Regions from separate parts of the Homo sapiens genome. Here region 2 is linked to region 1. The links are chromatin loops, found by intact Hi-C in ENCODE. Cell type or tissue: K562. All regions are shown on one strand. Each heading gives the region's core, and the rest is flanking DNA. Links, peaks and the distances in the headings are about the cores only. Region 1 overlaps MND1 (meiotic nuclear divisions 1). Region 2 overlaps MND1 (meiotic nuclear divisions 1).

What was found. A loop is a pair of places that touch in the nucleus more often than their neighbours do. Peaks named below come from ENCODE experiments on the same cell type or tissue, not always from the same donor. Only the 100,000 strongest peaks of a DNase experiment are listed, where the experiment ranks them.
Region 2: it touches region 1 in a loop (2.0-fold over the local background); 6 of 110 quality-filtered maps call a loop at or near these places.

The regions. Positions count from the first base shown.
Region 1 is chr4:153,406,821-153,415,168 of GRCh38, forward strand. MND1 (meiotic nuclear divisions 1) reads left to right here. Exons shown (of 8, transcript NM_032117.4): 7 at 2,151-2,195; 8 at 7,931-8,298. The coding sequence ends at 8,037. Among named protein-coding and RNA genes, the nearest start is that of TMEM131L, 55 kb to the right of the region's middle. In K562, for the core only: no CTCF peak of the experiment used is centred there; DNase peaks (open chromatin) are centred at 2,801, 3,261 and 3,601.
Region 2 is chr4:153,357,293-153,365,640 of GRCh38, forward strand. It overlaps MND1 (meiotic nuclear divisions 1), which reads left to right. Exons shown (of 8, transcript NM_032117.4): 4 at 1,182-1,330. Among named protein-coding and RNA genes, the nearest start is that of MND1, 17 kb to the left of the region's middle. In K562, for the core only: no CTCF peak of the experiment used is centred there; a DNase peak (open chromatin) is centred at 5,029.

The sequences.
Region 1 (8,348 bases), core at 243-8,242:
TGAGACTTGGCAATTTACAAAAGAAAGAGGTTTATTGGACTTACGGTGCCACGTATTTGGGGAAACCTCACAATCATGGTGGAAGGTGAAAGGTACGTCTCACATGGTGGCAGACGAGAAGAGAGCTTGTGCAGGGAAACTCCCATTTTTAAAGCCATCAGATCTTGTGAGACTCATTCACTATCATGGGAACAGGGCAGGAAAGACCCGCCCTCATAATTCAATCACCTCCCACTGGGGTCCTCCCACAACACGTGGGAATTGTGGGTGTTACAATTCAAGATGAGATTTGAGTGGGGACACAGCCAAACCATATCAACACCCATTAGGATGGCTATAATGTAAAAATAGAAAATAATGAGGCCGGGCACGGTGGCTCACGCCTGTAATCCCAGCACTTTGGGAGGCCGAGGCAGGCGGATCACCTGAGGTTGGGACTTGGAGACCAGCCTGACCAACATGGTGAAACCCTATCTCTACTAAAAATACAAAATTAGCTGGGTGTGGTGGCACATGCCTGTAATCCCAGCAACTCAGGAGGCTGAGGCAGGAGAATTGCTTGAACCTGGGAGGTGGAAGTTGCAGTGAGCCAAGACCGCGCTATTGCACTCCACCCTGGGCAATGAGCAAAACTCCATCTCAAAAAAAAATAGAAAATAATAAGTGATGAGAATGTGGAGAGACTGGAACTCTTAGATTGCTGGTGGTATTATAAAGTGGTGCTACCACTTTGGCAAACAATTTATCTCTTCGCCAAAATATATACCCAAGATAATTGAAAATATGTCCACACAAAAATTATTCGTATTAGCAGAAACAGCCCAAATGTCCATCAGCTGATGAATGGATAAGCAAATTGTAAAATAGTACTTCGCATAAAAAAGAATGAGGTATTGATACATGAATGAACCTTGAAAACATTGTGTTAAGTGAGAGAGGCCAGACCTAAAAGACCACATATCGTATGTTTCGTTCATATGAAATGTACACAAAAGGGAAATCCATAGAGAAAAGACAGCAACTAGGTTAGTAGTTGCCAGGGGACGGAGGGAGAAGGAATGTGGAGTGAGTGCTAAGGGGCACAAGGGTTTTTTCTGGGTGATGAAAAAATGTTCTGGAATTAAATAGTAGTAATGGTTGTACAATTTTGTGACTATCATAAAAACCACTGAAAGCCAGGCATGGTGCCCCATACCTGTAATCCCAGCACTTTAGGAGGCCAAGATGGGGTGGATCACTTGAGGCCAGGAGTTGGAGGCCAACCTGGGCAACATAGCAAGACCCCTATCTCTACAAGAAATGAGCTGGGCATGGTGGCGCATGCGTGTAGTCTCAGCTGCTCAGAAAACTGAGGCAGGAGGATTGCTTAAGCCCGCCAGTTTGAGGCTGCAGTGAGCTATGATCACACCATGGTACTCCAGCTTGGGAGACAGAGTGAGACCCAGTCCCTAAATAAGTAAATAAATAAATAAAAATTACTGAATTATATAGTTTACTATGCTGAATTTTGTGACATATAAATTATCTTTCAATTAAAAATGCCATCATTGTAAGTAATAGTTAATGCCCCATTAATCATGGCATTGTTACATGCTGTGCAGAGTAACTCGAAGTACATAATATACATACAGATACATTTGATAGCACGATGTGTATTTAAAGTAAAAGTAAATACTTCCCGCTATGAGATTACTTTCTTATCCCTAAAATTTTTTTTAGAGTCACACTTATTGTGGTCTTATAATGCCTATATAGTAAAATTCTTATCGTTAAATTTAACTTATTTTGTTGTATTTTGGTATGGTGAGTTGTTTGAAAAACATCTCATTTAAACTTACATGTTGTCTTTAAAGGAGCAAGTACAATGATGATGGACACTTAGGAAAGGGAAATTGTTCACTTTGACTTTCCATTAATTACTAATACTACTGCAACTCCCTAAATTTCCTTGGGAATTTGCAAGAGTTTGTAAAATACAATATTATGTCACTATTTCAGCTTTTTTCATAGCCATTTTATACATAAATTTTATAAAAATTTTGTTCATATGAAAAAATACAAATGTATACATAGCTAAAGATCATTTTGTGTGTATATATATATATATATATATAAATACATTTCATTTTATATATATAATTTTTTTTCAGGCCAAGCAAATAAAGTAGCCAAAGAAGCTGCTAACAGATGGACTGGTATGTACTATAATAATGCTGATAAACTATAGCTAAATTCCCTTCACACTTACTGCGACGTGAAATTCAGATACCTTGTGCTAGCTTTGTTCAAGAAAGGACGTTAATGAAAAATGTATGCATTACTCAAATGTTTACATATTAAATCATTTCAGTTATTTAAGGTTTTTTTTATAATCTTATGAGTCATTTTGTAAAGCATAAGATATTTTTGTAAAACTAATGATTGCTTCCAGTTTAACTTTTGTGCAACTTTTCCCAAGATAAGTCACCTGGGCTAATCACTTAACTTTCATATACATTAATGTAAGATACACTTTTAAGATAATGAAATCTTAAAGATTTATCATCTTGCTAATAATAATAATAATAATAGCTAAGGTTTGTTGAGGACTATTTGCCAGTTACTGTAATGTCTGTGGTTCATTCTCATTTTATCTCCATGATAATCTTGAGGTAGATATGATTATTATCCCTAATTTAGGAGACAAAACTAAGACCCTCAGGAGTCCAAGGCCACACATGTGTCAGACAGCAGAACAGGAATTATAATCCAACTTTTCTGGCTGGACTTAAAATGACTATGTTTAGTCAAAGGCGATTAGTCACTGCAAGAACAGATGCTGGAGCCAGGTTTCTCTGACTCCCTGTCCAGGCCTCTGTTTCACACAAAAAATATAATAATTTTTTTTCCTACTCTATTTTAGAATTAAATAGACTGGTAAAATCAATATAATTGGCCTTTCGGATTTTTTTTTTCTGAAATTGCAGTTTTATTTATTACAAAGTTATTTCTTAAGTAAGGTAATGCTTTAGTGATAAGAACAGAGGGTGAAACAGCAAACTGACATGAAGTAAGTGTCCCACAAAGTATAAATAAATGTGGATTTTTAGGTTAAAAATAAGATACGAATCCAAGGTGATTTCCCCCAGTATTTTCAACAAAGAGGCTCAGCACACAGTAGGCACAGGCAGCATGTGTGTGTAGTGGGAGGAACGTGGCTTTGAAGAGAATCCAAGCTATTCTCCTTACTTGCTGTGTGACCTCTTGACCCTCTCTCAGCCTACTTCCTCATCTGTTCAATGTGGATAAATAATACCTACCTCCCATTTTGGGAGGATTAAATAAGACAGTTTGTAAGCCCTTCAGCACCATGTTGGACACGTAGATAAATACTCCCCTTTTCCTTTTCTTCTCTTAAAAAAGTTCATGTTTTCCAATTGATCATAAACTTCCAAAATTATAATTGGAAAAACATTTGGAATGGCTTTTTTTTTTTCCTATCCTATTAGCTGCAGAAGAACCTGGGACTTTTAAAACCATGAGGAAGAAAGATATTTTTAGAACAGCAGAAACAGCTGTTAAGAACCATATTTCCATTTAAAGTTACAACTTACTCCTTCCAGCTTAAACATGTGTTATGCAAAGACAGAGATAAGAGAGAAAGCATCACACCTCAGAAAACCGCCACCTTCACAACAAACAAAAAGAAAACAGTAATAAGAATTATTTTTTTCCTAGTCTATTTTAGAATTAGGTAGATTGGTAAAATCAATATAATTGGCCTTTAGTTTGTTTTTTAATGAAATTGCAGTCTTACTTATCATATAGCTTTTAAAGTTTGTTTTAATATTCATATTAAAATTATCATATAGAAAGAAAGTTTGCTTTATTTTTACTTAAAAAAGTCCTGGCCGGGCGTGGTGGCTCATGCCCGTAATCCCAGCACTTTGGGAGGCCGAGGCAGGAGGATCACTTGAGGTCAGGAGTTCAAGACCAGCCTGGCCAACATGATGAAACACTGTCTCTACTAAAAATACAAAAATTAGCCAGGCATGGTGGCGCACACCTGTAATACCAGCTACTCAGGAGGCTGAGGTAGGAGAATTGCTTGAACCCAGGAGGCGGAGGTTGCAGTGAGCTGAGATGGTGCCACTGCACTCCAGCCTGAGCAAGAGTGAGACACTGTCTCAAGAAAATAAAAAAGTCCTTAAAAATGTAGCTAGAATTGAGAATATATACTGTTCAACAATTCAGTATCTCAGTTCTATAGGATGAGATTACCTCAGAGTCTAAGTATAGAAATGCCACATCTAAATGTTTTATGATATTAAATACACTTTAAGTGTGACTTCAATTATATCATATGAAACCTTGCTTAATAATTAAGATGGTGAGGTTTTTGTAAACACATATGAGAGGAATCTTAATGAGTGAAGAGGGACAGGTGTTATGAGGGCCCAACCTAGATTCATTGCAAATGATATTGCCCATCCTATTCCTATAGGTATCTTTGCTGTGTCACCGTATAAATCAAACAGAAATTCTGCCCGTCTTAAGGTTGTTTCTTTAAAAGAAAAAAATTATTCTATATCCATTCATAAAAATTTCTACATTAAATAGGGAAATTATTTGACAGAGAATGAACTATCAAGATTCTCAGTGGCATTTTATCTTGAAGGCCGACATCCAGTGGCTCAAAGAAATGTTTAATCAGAGTCTTCTTTGAATTGGTCCATTAGGCATTGTTGTGGAGAGGTTTTTATTTGTTCTTTTTCTTGCTTTTAACCTTTAAATGTTTATAATGAAATGGTTTCTTATCCTCCTATGAATCAGGAAATCCTTCCTGTAGAGGCTGTTCAATAGTCTTACCCTGGTGCCTCATTCTCATTTCTGATCCAGGTTTGAAGTTTGTTCCCTACAAGCTTCCTACATTGTTGTATCTGTTCTCTCATTTCCTAGAAATCTTTCTGTATTCATGAAGCCTATCCTGTAAGCTATACACATAAGACTTGGCCTTTTCTCTCTGAGACACCTATCACTTTGTAATTGTTTAGTAATAAATTATTTTTTTTCACTCTTATGTCAACTTGAAGGCATAGGTTTTTCACATTCTGTAATACCTGCAGTGCACCTGATACTTGTCTTATGTAGCAGCAGACATAACATTTGGATGTGATTAGCAAGAATGTACTGGTTGGGCAGAGACTGGTAAAAATTATCCTAGAATATCTTATGGTGTTATTTTAACATTCTCTCTTAGGTTGTTAGGAAAAGTAAAGATTCATTTTAGATTGTTACAAAGAGTAAAGATCATTTTAATATCTGTTGACATTCCATAACACTTTGATTGAAAGAAGTTAATTTTGTTAACATTATTCTATTTGATGCAGTAGTATTCTCCATAAAATTCATTCCAGAAATGTGTTTATCAATATTTGATACTTGGAAATAAACTTCCATAGAAAAAATATTTTAAAAAGTGATGAAACTCCATGTATTAGTTTGCTAGAGATGCCGCAACAAAACATCACAGATAGGGTGGCTTAAACAACAGAAATTTTTCTCACCATCCTGGAGGATCAAATTTCAAGATCAAGATGTTGGCAGGTTTGGTTTCTCCAGGTCTTCCTTCTCCCTGTGTCCTCTCACAGTTTTTCCTGTGTCTCTCCATGTGTCCAAATTTCCTTTTTTTTTTTTTTTTGAAATGGAGTCTTGATGTGTCGCCCAGGCTGGAGTGCAGTGGTGCAATCTCAGCTCATCGCAACCTCCACCTCCCTGGTTCAAGCAATTTCCCTGCCTCAGCCTTCCGAGTAGCTGGGATTATAGGCGCACACCACCATGCCCGGCTAATTTTTTTTGTATTTTTAGTAGAGACGGGGTTTCACCATGTTGGCCAGACTGGTCTCTCGAACTCCTGACCTCAGGCAATCTGCCTGCCTCGGCCCCACAAAGTGCTGGCATTACAGGCGTGAGCCACCGCAACCAGCCAATCCTTTTCTTCTTTTTTTTCTTTTTTTTTTTTTTGAGACGGAGTCTTGCTTTGTCGCCAGGCTGGAGTGTAGTGGTGCAATCTTTGCTCACTTCACCCTCTGCCTCCCGGGTTCAAGCGATTCCCCTGCCTCAGCCTCTGGAATAGCTGGGACTACAGGCGCACACCACCATGTCCAGCTAATCTTTTTGTATTGTTAGTAGAGACAGGATTTTACTATGTCGGCCAGGATGGTCTCGATCTCTTGACCTCATGATCCTTTTCTTATAAAGATACCAATCCTACTGGATTAGGGCCCACCCCAATGACCTCATTTTAACTTGATCACCTCTTTAAAGATCTGTTTCAATATAGTCACATTCTGAGGTAGTAGGGGCTAGGACTTCAACATACAAATTTGGGGGGAAATGATTCAGCCCATAACATTCCAGAAGAACCTATTCTAACCCTTTACTTCATTATCACTACTAACAGAGTGTTTAACATTTTACAGAATACTCCGACAAGCTATAAAATCTTATACCATTATTTTTTCTGTGAGTGTAATACATTTTCATCATAAAGGTTGTGTATGTACATTAAAGAAATGTATGAAATTAAGAAAAGAAAGGCTGGACACGGTGGCTCACACTTGTAATCCCAGCATTTTGGGAGGCCGAGGTGGGTGGATTTCTTGGGCTTGGAGTTCAAGACCAGCCTGGGCAACATGGTGAAACCTCATCCCTACAAAAAATACAAAAGTTGCCGGGTATGGTGGTGCACGCCTGTTGTCTCTGCCACTCGTGGGGCTGAGGTTGGAGGGTTGCCTGAGCCTAGAAGGTGGAGACTGCAGTGAGCTGAGATTATACCACTCACTGCCCTCCAGCCTGGGAGACAAAGCAAGATCCTGTCTCAAGGGGAAAAAAAAAAAAAGGAAAAAAAATCCACTGTTCCTCCCACCCTCCCCAGTGCAGCCACTGTGAGCACACTGTCACGGTCCTGCCTCCCTCACTAGCTTCCTGATGAGTAGACATTTAGATTGCTTTTATTTTTTCTATTATGGCACTGGGATAAAGACCCTTGACCAAAAGTCCTTGTACACAGTTTGTTTTATTTCCTTGGGATAAATCCCTTGAAGTAGACATACCACTTTTTTTCAGTTGTTAATGCATTTTAAATCCCCCCAGGAGATGCTGAGGACATTTCTGTTCTTAGTCTTAAGAGAACCCCTTTCCCTGCTCCCCACCCCCTCTCCCTAGTACTGGCCTGATTGTCTGGAAGCCATTACTGTCTGTAGGACAGGAAGAAGAGTCTGGAGAGAATGTGTTCCCTTTGGGAATAGGAGCAACTTTAATTCCTGAGGCAACAGTCCTGGCCTCTGCTGTGGAAATGTAGAAGAGACACCATTAACCTGTCCCTGTTTTTCTATTATTCTTAAGTCTGGTATTTAGCAGCAAGCAGCTTACAGAATTTTTAAATATGAGATCTATTAACTTGTTCAAAATAGTATTTAAATACTTTTTTTTTTTTTGATACGGAGTGTCACTCCTGTTGCCCAGGCTGGAGTGCAATGGTGTGATCTCGGCTCACCACAACCTCCGCCTCCCAGGTTCAAACGATTCTCCTGCCTCAGCCTCCCGAGTAGCTGGGATTACAGGTGCCCGCCACCAACCATGCCTGGCTAATTTTTGTATTTTTAGTAGAGATGGGTTTCACCATATTGGCCAGGCTGGTCTCAAACTCCTGACCTCATGATCACCCTGCCTCGGCCTCCCAAAGTGCTGGAATTACAGGCATGAGCCACCGCACCTGGCCTTAAGTACTTTTTAATTAGTTGCCATTACTCTTAAAAATACAGAAAACTCCTTATTTTGATATATCTGAAAGTTAATAGAAGGAAGTAAAAGAACAATGAAGATAATTATACTTGAAATGTTTTATGATTGTGTTTTTCTCAAAATTATTTCTCAATTTTCTTTATAGATAACATATTCGCAATAAAATCTTGGGCCAAAAGAAAATTTGGGTTTGAAGAAAATAAAATTGATAGAACTTTTGGAATTCCAGAAGACTTTGACTACATAGACTAAAATATTCCATGGTGGTGAAGGATGTACAAGCTTGTGAATATGTAAATTTTAAACTATTATCTAACTAAGTGTACTGAATTGTCGTTTGCCTGTAACTGTGTTTATCATTTTATTAATGTTAAATAAAGTGTAAAATGCAGATGTTCTTCACCCCTTTTGGTAGAACAAAAGCAGGATGATAACCATATCCCCCCAGTGCTCATCAAAGTAGGACAATAAAAATCCATCCATCTCAGTCCAGGCAGATTTACAAATGATTTTTTTTTTAAGATCAAAACCATGACGTGATAATGCTTTAGTTTTGTTTAAAT
Region 2 (8,348 bases), core at 118-8,117, 50 kb before region 1:
ATTGGTTCTGCTACTTCTTAAAGATATGCAAATTTCTTAAGTTTAAATACACAGTTGACCCTGGAACAACACCTATGTTGTTCAAGATTGGGATACCAATCCCCCACACAATTGGAAATCTGCATGTAATTTTTGACTCCCCCAAAACTTAACTACTGATAGCCTGCTGTTGACAGGAAGCCATACCATGTATTTACTATTCATTAAGTGGCAGTGGATCATCATAAAGTTCTTCATCCTTGTCATCTTACATTGAGTAGGCTGAGGAGGAGGAGGAAGTGGTGTTGCTGTCTCAGGTGGCAGAAAATCCATGTATATAACTGGACCCATGCAGTTCAAACCTGTACTGTTCAAGGGTCAACTATACAATATTAATTACACCAGTGTCCTAATGTCCCCAGACAAATTGTAGGTAATGGAATCTCAACTGTATCTTGAAGGATCAAAAACAAAAAACAAAATTCAATCCAGTCTACAAGATGGAAAAATTTATTGTATTAACTAAATTCCTTTTCTTCTTACCTATTTTCCCTCCCAGTTATTGACAATTTTTTTCTGCAGTATAAGATGATGGCCAAATTACCCAACATCTTTTTTAAAAAAGAAACATTATTTAGAAAAGGAAAAGATACCATATAGCAACAGACTATGAGTGTTAACACCATTAAAATTATTTACTAAGCACTGATGCTAGCATCTTCTATTACTAGATAATCTATTGGGAGAGAAAAACTTGCATTTCTGTAGTTTTGTTTTGCTTTTTCAAAGGCTTCTCACAAGTAACATTTTATTGACATTACTGCTATGCACCAAAGTAAGTATGGAAATGATCATATCTAATAGATTTTTTAAATTAGGCATAAAGAACAATTTGCCCTAGAGTCATCCAGTGTTACTGCTAAGAGTTAGGATTAGAACTCAGGTCCTGTTCTTAATCCTGTATATTACTTGTTTTCCCCTAGGCTCCTGTATAAGTCATGCTTTGCTTAAGGATGGGGATACATTCTAAGAAATGTTTCCTTAGGCAGTTTCATTGTTGTGCATGTTGTTATTTTTAAGAGCTTATTAACTTTTTAACTCTTGATTTGTGATATGTTTTGCAAGTGTTTCCCCAGTTATTTGTCCTTTAATTTTATTTATGGTGTTTTTCTAACATAGAGTCTTTAAAAATTGTCTCTTAGCTGCTATGTCAGTAAAAGAAGTCCTTCAAAGCTTAGTTGATGATGGTATGGTTGACTGTGAGAGGATCGGAACTTCTAATTATTATTGGGCTTTTCCAAGTAAAGCTCTTCATGCAAGGAAACATAAGTTGGAGGTTCTGGAATCTCAGGTAAGCTGCCACAGTTAAAAAGAATAGAGTTGCTTTATAACGGAGAGTTGTTTTACTTCATCCTCTTTTTGTTTAGCAGTTTCTTTTGAATTTTTGATATGCATTATTTGACTGAAAGTCTAAAGATAATTAACATCTGTTTCTCCTAAACAATATGAGGAACTTAGAACGTTTTAATTTTCATCTTCCCATATGTCAAGATATTGTTTTTGTTGTTGCTGTTTTTATTGTTTTTTAATTTTCTCTTTATCAATAGATGGTTTTTTGGAAGCAGTTTTAGACTTACAGAAAAATATTGATGGAAAAGTACAGAGAGTTCCCAAACGTGCCCTTTCTCCCTCACCACGCACACAATTTTCCCTGTTATTGACATCCTATACTAGTGTAATATGTTTGTCACAATTGAGTCAATATTGATTTATTACTAACTAAATTCCGTAGCTTACATTAGGGTTCAGTCTTGGTGTTATACATTATGTGAGTTTTGACAAATGCATGATGACGTGTATCCACAATTATAGTATTGTACAGAATAGTTTCACTGCCCTAAAAATCCGCTGTTTCCTACTTGTTCATCCCTCTCTTCTCCCGAAACCGTAGCAACCACTGATCTTTTTACTGTCTCTATAGTTTTACCTTTTCCATATAGTTGGAATCATACAGTATGTAACCTTTTCAGATTGGCTTCCTTCCCTTAACAAAATGCATTTGAGGTTTCTCCATGTCTATTAATGGCTTGATGGCTCATTTCTTTTTATTGCTGAATAATATTTCGTTATATGAATATACCACAGTTTGTTTATCCATTGAGCTATTGAGGAACATCTGGGTCACATCCAAGTTTGGGCAGTTACAAATAAAGCTGCCATAAGCATTCATGTGTAGGTTTTGTGTACACATAAATTTTCAACACATTTAGTACCAAGGAGCGTGATTGCTGGATTGTATGGTAAGTTTATGTTTACTTTCTAGGAAACTGCCAAAGTATCTGTTTTTGCATTCCCAACTACAGTGGGTAAGAGTTACTATTGGTTCACATCACTGCCAGGATTTGGTGTTGTCAGTGTCTTGTATTTTAGCCATTCTAATAGATGTGTAGTGGTATCTCATTGTTGTTTTAAATTGCCATTCTCTAATGACATATGATTTGGAAGATCTTTTTTTTTTTTTTTTTTTTTTTGTGAGACGGAGTTTCACTTTTTTTGACCAGGCTGGAGTGCAATGGTGCGATCTCAGCTCACTGTAACTTCTGCCTCCCTGGTTCAAGTGATTCTCCTGCCTCAGCCTTCCAAGTAGCTGGGGTTACAGGTGCACACCACCACACCCAACTAATTTTGTATTTTTAGTAGAGACGGGGTTTCACCATGATGGCCAAGCTGGTCTTGAACTCCTGACCTCAGGTGATCCACCCACCTTGGCCTCCCAAAGTGCTGGGATTACAGGCATGAGCCACCACACCCAGCCCTGGAACATCTTTTTTTATGCTTATTTGTCATCTATGTAAAAGGAGGTGTTTAGATCTTTTGCCCATTTTTCAATTGGGTTTTTGTTTTCTCGTTATTGAGTTTTAAGAGTTCTTTGTATATTTTGGACACCAGTTCTTTATCAAATATGTGTTTTTCAAAGATTTCCTCTGAGTCTGTGACTTATCTTTTCATTATCTCAACAGCATCTTTCACAGAGCAGTTTTCAATTTTAATGAAGTCCAACTGGTCAATTTTTTTCTTTCCTGGGACATTCTTTTGGTGTTGTAACTAAATAGTCGTGGCCAAATCCAGGGGCATGTAGATTTTCTCCTATGTTACCTTCTAGGAGTTTTGTAGTTTTGCATTTTACACTTAGATTTATTATCCATTTTGAGTTAATTTTTGGGAAAGGTGTAAAGTGTGTGTCTAAATTCAATTTTTTGTACATACATGTCCAAAGTAACTGTATTTTAGTATAATTTACTTCTTTTCTGTATGTGTGTGTGTGTGTGTGTGTGTATATATATATACACATAAAAATACACACATATATACACAAAAATATATAAATATTTTTATATAAATAAATAAATAAATAAATACTATAAATATTTTTGTGTGTGTGTGAGACAGGGTCTTGCTTTGTGTGTATATGTATATACACATATATACACACATATACATATACACATATATACACATATATTCATATATACACATATATACATATATACACATATATATACACATGTATATATAACTACTAAAGTACCCAGGGTCTTGCTTTGTCACCCAGTCTGGAGTGTAGTGTCGCAAACATGGCTCACTGCAGCCTCGACCTCCCAGGCCCAAGCCATCCTCCCGCCTCAGCCTCCTGAGTAGCTGGGATTATAGGCACACCACCAAACTCTGCTAATTTTTGCACTTTTTTGTAGAGACAGGGTATTGCCATGTTGCCCAGGCTGGTCTTGAACTCCTGAACTCAAGTGATCCACCTACCTCAGCTTCCCAAAGTGCTGGTGGGTGAGCCACTGCGACCGGCCTGTAACCCTGTGCACTTTATGGATTTAAAAACACTTCAAGAAGGAATCCGTACTGAAGGACATCCTTTAGTAATTTGTTCAGCCAGAGTTTAAGAGTGGTAAACTCTCAATCTTTGTTTGAAAATGTCTAATTTATCATTGCTTCCCGAATATAGAATTCTTAGTTATTTTTCCTCAGCATTTTGAAAATATTACTTCATTGTCTTGTGGCATATGTTGCTAATGAGATGTTTTGCTATCATTCTGATTGTCTTGTTTTCCTTAGTAATCTCTCTTCTGTTTGCTTTTAAGATTTCCTTCAGTCTTTGATGTTATGTTTTGATGTTTTATCATGAATCCGAGTTTGCATGTTTTTATTTCCTCTTCTTTAGGACCCTGGCTGCTGCTTCCATGAAATAATTAAAGTCTCCTATTATAGAAAATTCTGGCTGGGCGCAGTGGCTCACGCCTGTAATCCCAGCACTTTGGGAGGCTGAGGCGGGCAGATCACGAGGTCAGGAGATCAAGACCATCCTGGCTAACACGGTGAAACCCTGTCCACTAAAAATACAAAAAAAATAGCCGGGCGTGGTGGTGGGTGCCTGTAGTCCCAGCTACTGGGGAGGCTGGGGCAGGAGAATGGCATGAACCCGGGAGGTGGAGCTTGCAGTGAGCCAAGATCGCGCCACTGCACTCCAGGCTGGGCAACAGAGCAAGACTCAAAAAAAAAGAAAAAAAAAAGAAAATTCTAAGGTGGTATTACTTAAGCTGTTTCCTGTTCCCTAATAGCTCTGTTCTTTCCTTCTGGGATTCCTATTTGTATCCTCATTCTATCGTCTATGTTGTTTAAGAACTCTTTATTTTTTCCATGTCTTTCCATGTCTGTGATTCATTGCAGTTAATTTTCTCAGCTCTCTTTCACTTACAGTTCTTTCCATAACTATTTCTAATCTGCTACTTAGCTGTTCATTAAGTCTTTATTTTAATAATTAGATTTTATCTCTAGAAATTCTATTTGGTCCTTTTTCAGTTCTGCCTATCCTGTTTTTCCTATACTGTTCTATTTCATTATGGCTTCTATTGCTTTCATCTCTTTTATAACTTTAAACATACTGATATGGCTTGGATCTGTGTCCACTCCCAAACCTCATGTCAAATTGTAATCCCCAGTGTTGGAGGTGGGGCCTGATGGCAAGTGATTGGATCTTGGGGGCGGTTTCTCATGAATGGTTTGGCACCATTCCCTCAGTGCTGTTCTTGTGATAGTGAGTGAGTTCTCATGAGATCTGGCTGTTTAAGTGTGTAGCACCTCCCCCGCTTTCAGTCCTGCTTCTGCCATGTAAAATGCCTGCTCGCCCTGAGTAAAGGATCCCTGAGGCCTCCCCAGAAGCAGAAGCCACCATGCTTCCAAGTAGAGCCTGCAGAAGCATGAACCAATTAAACCTCTTTTCTTTATAAATTACCCAGTCTCAGGTATTTATAGCCATGTGAGAACAGCCTAATACACATACTTAACTTATATTTTCAGATTACTTAAATATGTCAAATTTGGGGAGGGCTATTAATTTGATCTGTGTATCTGCTGGCTACTACCATTTGTAGTATTTTTTTAACCTGTATGTTTTTTAGTTTTTATTTATGAGCTCACATTCAATTGGTGATGTTTAGTCTGTGGGAGCCACAGATGCTCTGTGAAATAGTGGTTTAGGCTTGTTTTTTTTAGTCTCTGGGTACTTTAGTAGTTATGGACCAATTTTTATATTAATTTCTTGGCTTACAGTTCCACCGCCTCATGTTTTATACAGGATGAGTACTGCATAAAATTTAGTATGCATGTCTATACATGGCATGGATTGAGAGATTTGTTTTCCTATAGGTGACTTTCCCCCACCCCCACATGAAGTGCAAGATGGAGGTAAGCTCCTTGTTATTTTCCATGGAGTTTGCTGGTACTTTGAGCTATATGCTGGAGCTCAGTTCTAGCTCTCCTTGTCTCATGACCCTTCACACCTGTTTTCCTGGTGTGCATGTTAGACTCCTAGCCCCTAGTTACTTTTCTGTTGTTGCTCTTTGTTTTTTCATTTCTGTCACCTGGGGATAGTTCTTTTTTTTTTTTTTGAGATGGAGTTTCGCTCTTGTCACCCAGGCTGGAGTGCAGAGGCACAAACTCAGTTCACTGCAACCTCTGTCTCCAGAGTTCAAGCAATTCTCCTGCCTCAGCCTCCCAAGTAGCTGGGATTACAAGCGCCCGCCACCACACCTGGCTAATTTTTGTATTTTTGGTAGAGACAGGGTTTTGCCGCTTTAGCCAGGCTGGTCTCGAACTCCCGACCTCAGGTGATCCACCCGCCTCGGCCTCCCAAAGTGCTAGGATTACAGGCATGAGCCATTGCACCCGGCCTTATTTTATTGTTTTATTCATCATTCAAAAAATGTTTTTGCATGTTTTTTGAGTAACAGAAGATGTGCTGGATTTTGGAAATACATGCCCTCAGAGAGCTTTCAGTCAGTTGTAGGAGGACAGTGGGAGAAAAGGAAGAGGCTAGAGAAGGATTGGTGAAGAGATAGGTAGAGGCCATGTCTTATAGGTTCCTCTGTGGCATGATCAGGAGTTCGGACCTACCTAAGAGGGATGGAAAGCCAATGGAAATTTTTACCAGAGAAGTTACATGATGATAAATGCCTTTCTGAAGACAGTATGAAGAGCAGGTTGAGGGAAATGGAGCCTAGGATCAGAGAAATCAGCTATGCGGCTATTGTAATTGCATGGTTAACAAATGAGGACCCATATTGAGGTATCTGCACACTCACTAGGATGGCTACTATCAAAAACACAGAGAAGGCCAGGTGTGGTGGCTTATGCCTGTTATCCCAATACTTTGGGAGGTCGAAGTGGGAGGATCACTTGAGCCCAGGAGTTCACGGCCAGCCTGGGCAACACAGCAAGATTTATTACAAAATAATAATAATAAATTTTTTTCAAAAGAGAATAATAAGTGTTAGCAAGGATTTGGAGAAATTGGAGCTCTTGTGCACTGTTGATGGGAATGTGAAATGGTGCAGCTGCTGTGGAAAACAGTATGGTGGCTCCTCAAAGAGTTATAAATAGAATTACCCTATGATTCAACAATTCTGTGGTGTGCATCTGTGGTCTCAGCTACTTGGGGGGCCTGAGGTGGGAGGATCACTTGAGCCTAGGAATTCAAGACCAGCCTGGCAACATGGCAAGACTCCATCTCTACAAAAAAATGGTAAAAGTAGCTGGGGATAGTGGCAGGCTCCTGTGGTCCCGGCTATTCGAGAGGCTGAGGTGGGAGGATCGCGTGAGCCTAAGAGTTTGAGGTTGCAGTGAGCTGTATTCGTGCCACTGCACTGCAGGTTAGGCCACAGAGTCAGACCCTGTTTAAGAAAAAAAAAAAAAATCCATTTTTGGTACATATCCAAGACTTGAAAGCAGGGTCTTGAAGAGCTATTTGTACACCCACATTCATAGCAGCATTACAGTAGCTGAAAGGTAGAAGCAACCCAAATGACTTTCAATGAATGAATAAACAAAATGTGAAAGTGGAATATTATTCAGCCTTAAAAAGGAATGGAATTCCTTTTATTTATTTATTTAGAGATAGAGTCTCACCCTGTTGCCCAGGCTGAAGTGCAGTGGCACAGTCATAGCTCACTGCAGCCTCAAACTCCTGGGCATAAGCAATTCTCCAGCCTTAGCCTCCTGAGTAGCTAGGATTGCAGGCTCATCCCACCACAAGGAATGAAATTCTGACGAATGCTACAAAATGGATGAACCTTGAGGGCAATATGCTAAGTGAAAAGCCAGTCATAAAAAGACAAATACTCTATGATTCCACATATATGAGGTATCTAGAGTAGTCAAACTTACAGAAATAAAAAATAGAATGAGGCCTGACATTGCTGACCTTGGAAGATAGTTCCACTGGCACTCCTGTCCCTGACTGAAGAACCAGATGTTGTTGCCACCAAAAAAAAAAAAAAAACTATCCAAGCTACCAGTGACAATTCTGGAAGGTATGTGTCATTGGCTAAGCCTGGGTCACGTGTCCACACTCTAGTTGCCAGGAGAGCTGGCGAAGTAAATAATTGGGGTTTCTAGATTTTGTAGTAGGAGTTAGCTGCTTCCTGTTGGCACAAACAGTTCCCCAAAACAGAAGCAGGGTTCAGATGCTGAGCAGCACCCTTGCTCCCATGATAGATAACTCATAAAATAAGAGAAAAAACTCTAGAAAGGAACACAGGACATGGAGTCAAAATAACAACAAATTTATTGAATACCACTATCTGTTGTGTGTTAGATACTGTTCTAGGCACTTGGGATCCATTAGTTAACAAAGGTTGAAAGCAGGGAGATCAGATAGGTTATTGGAATAATCCAACTGTAAAGTTACAGTGGTTTTTTTATTTATTTTATATTTTTTATTTAAGAAAAAGGAAAGAGAAGGCCTCAGAAAAGAGAGGATCTTTTTTTTTTTCTTTTTAAGAGATGGGGTCTTGCTCTGTCAC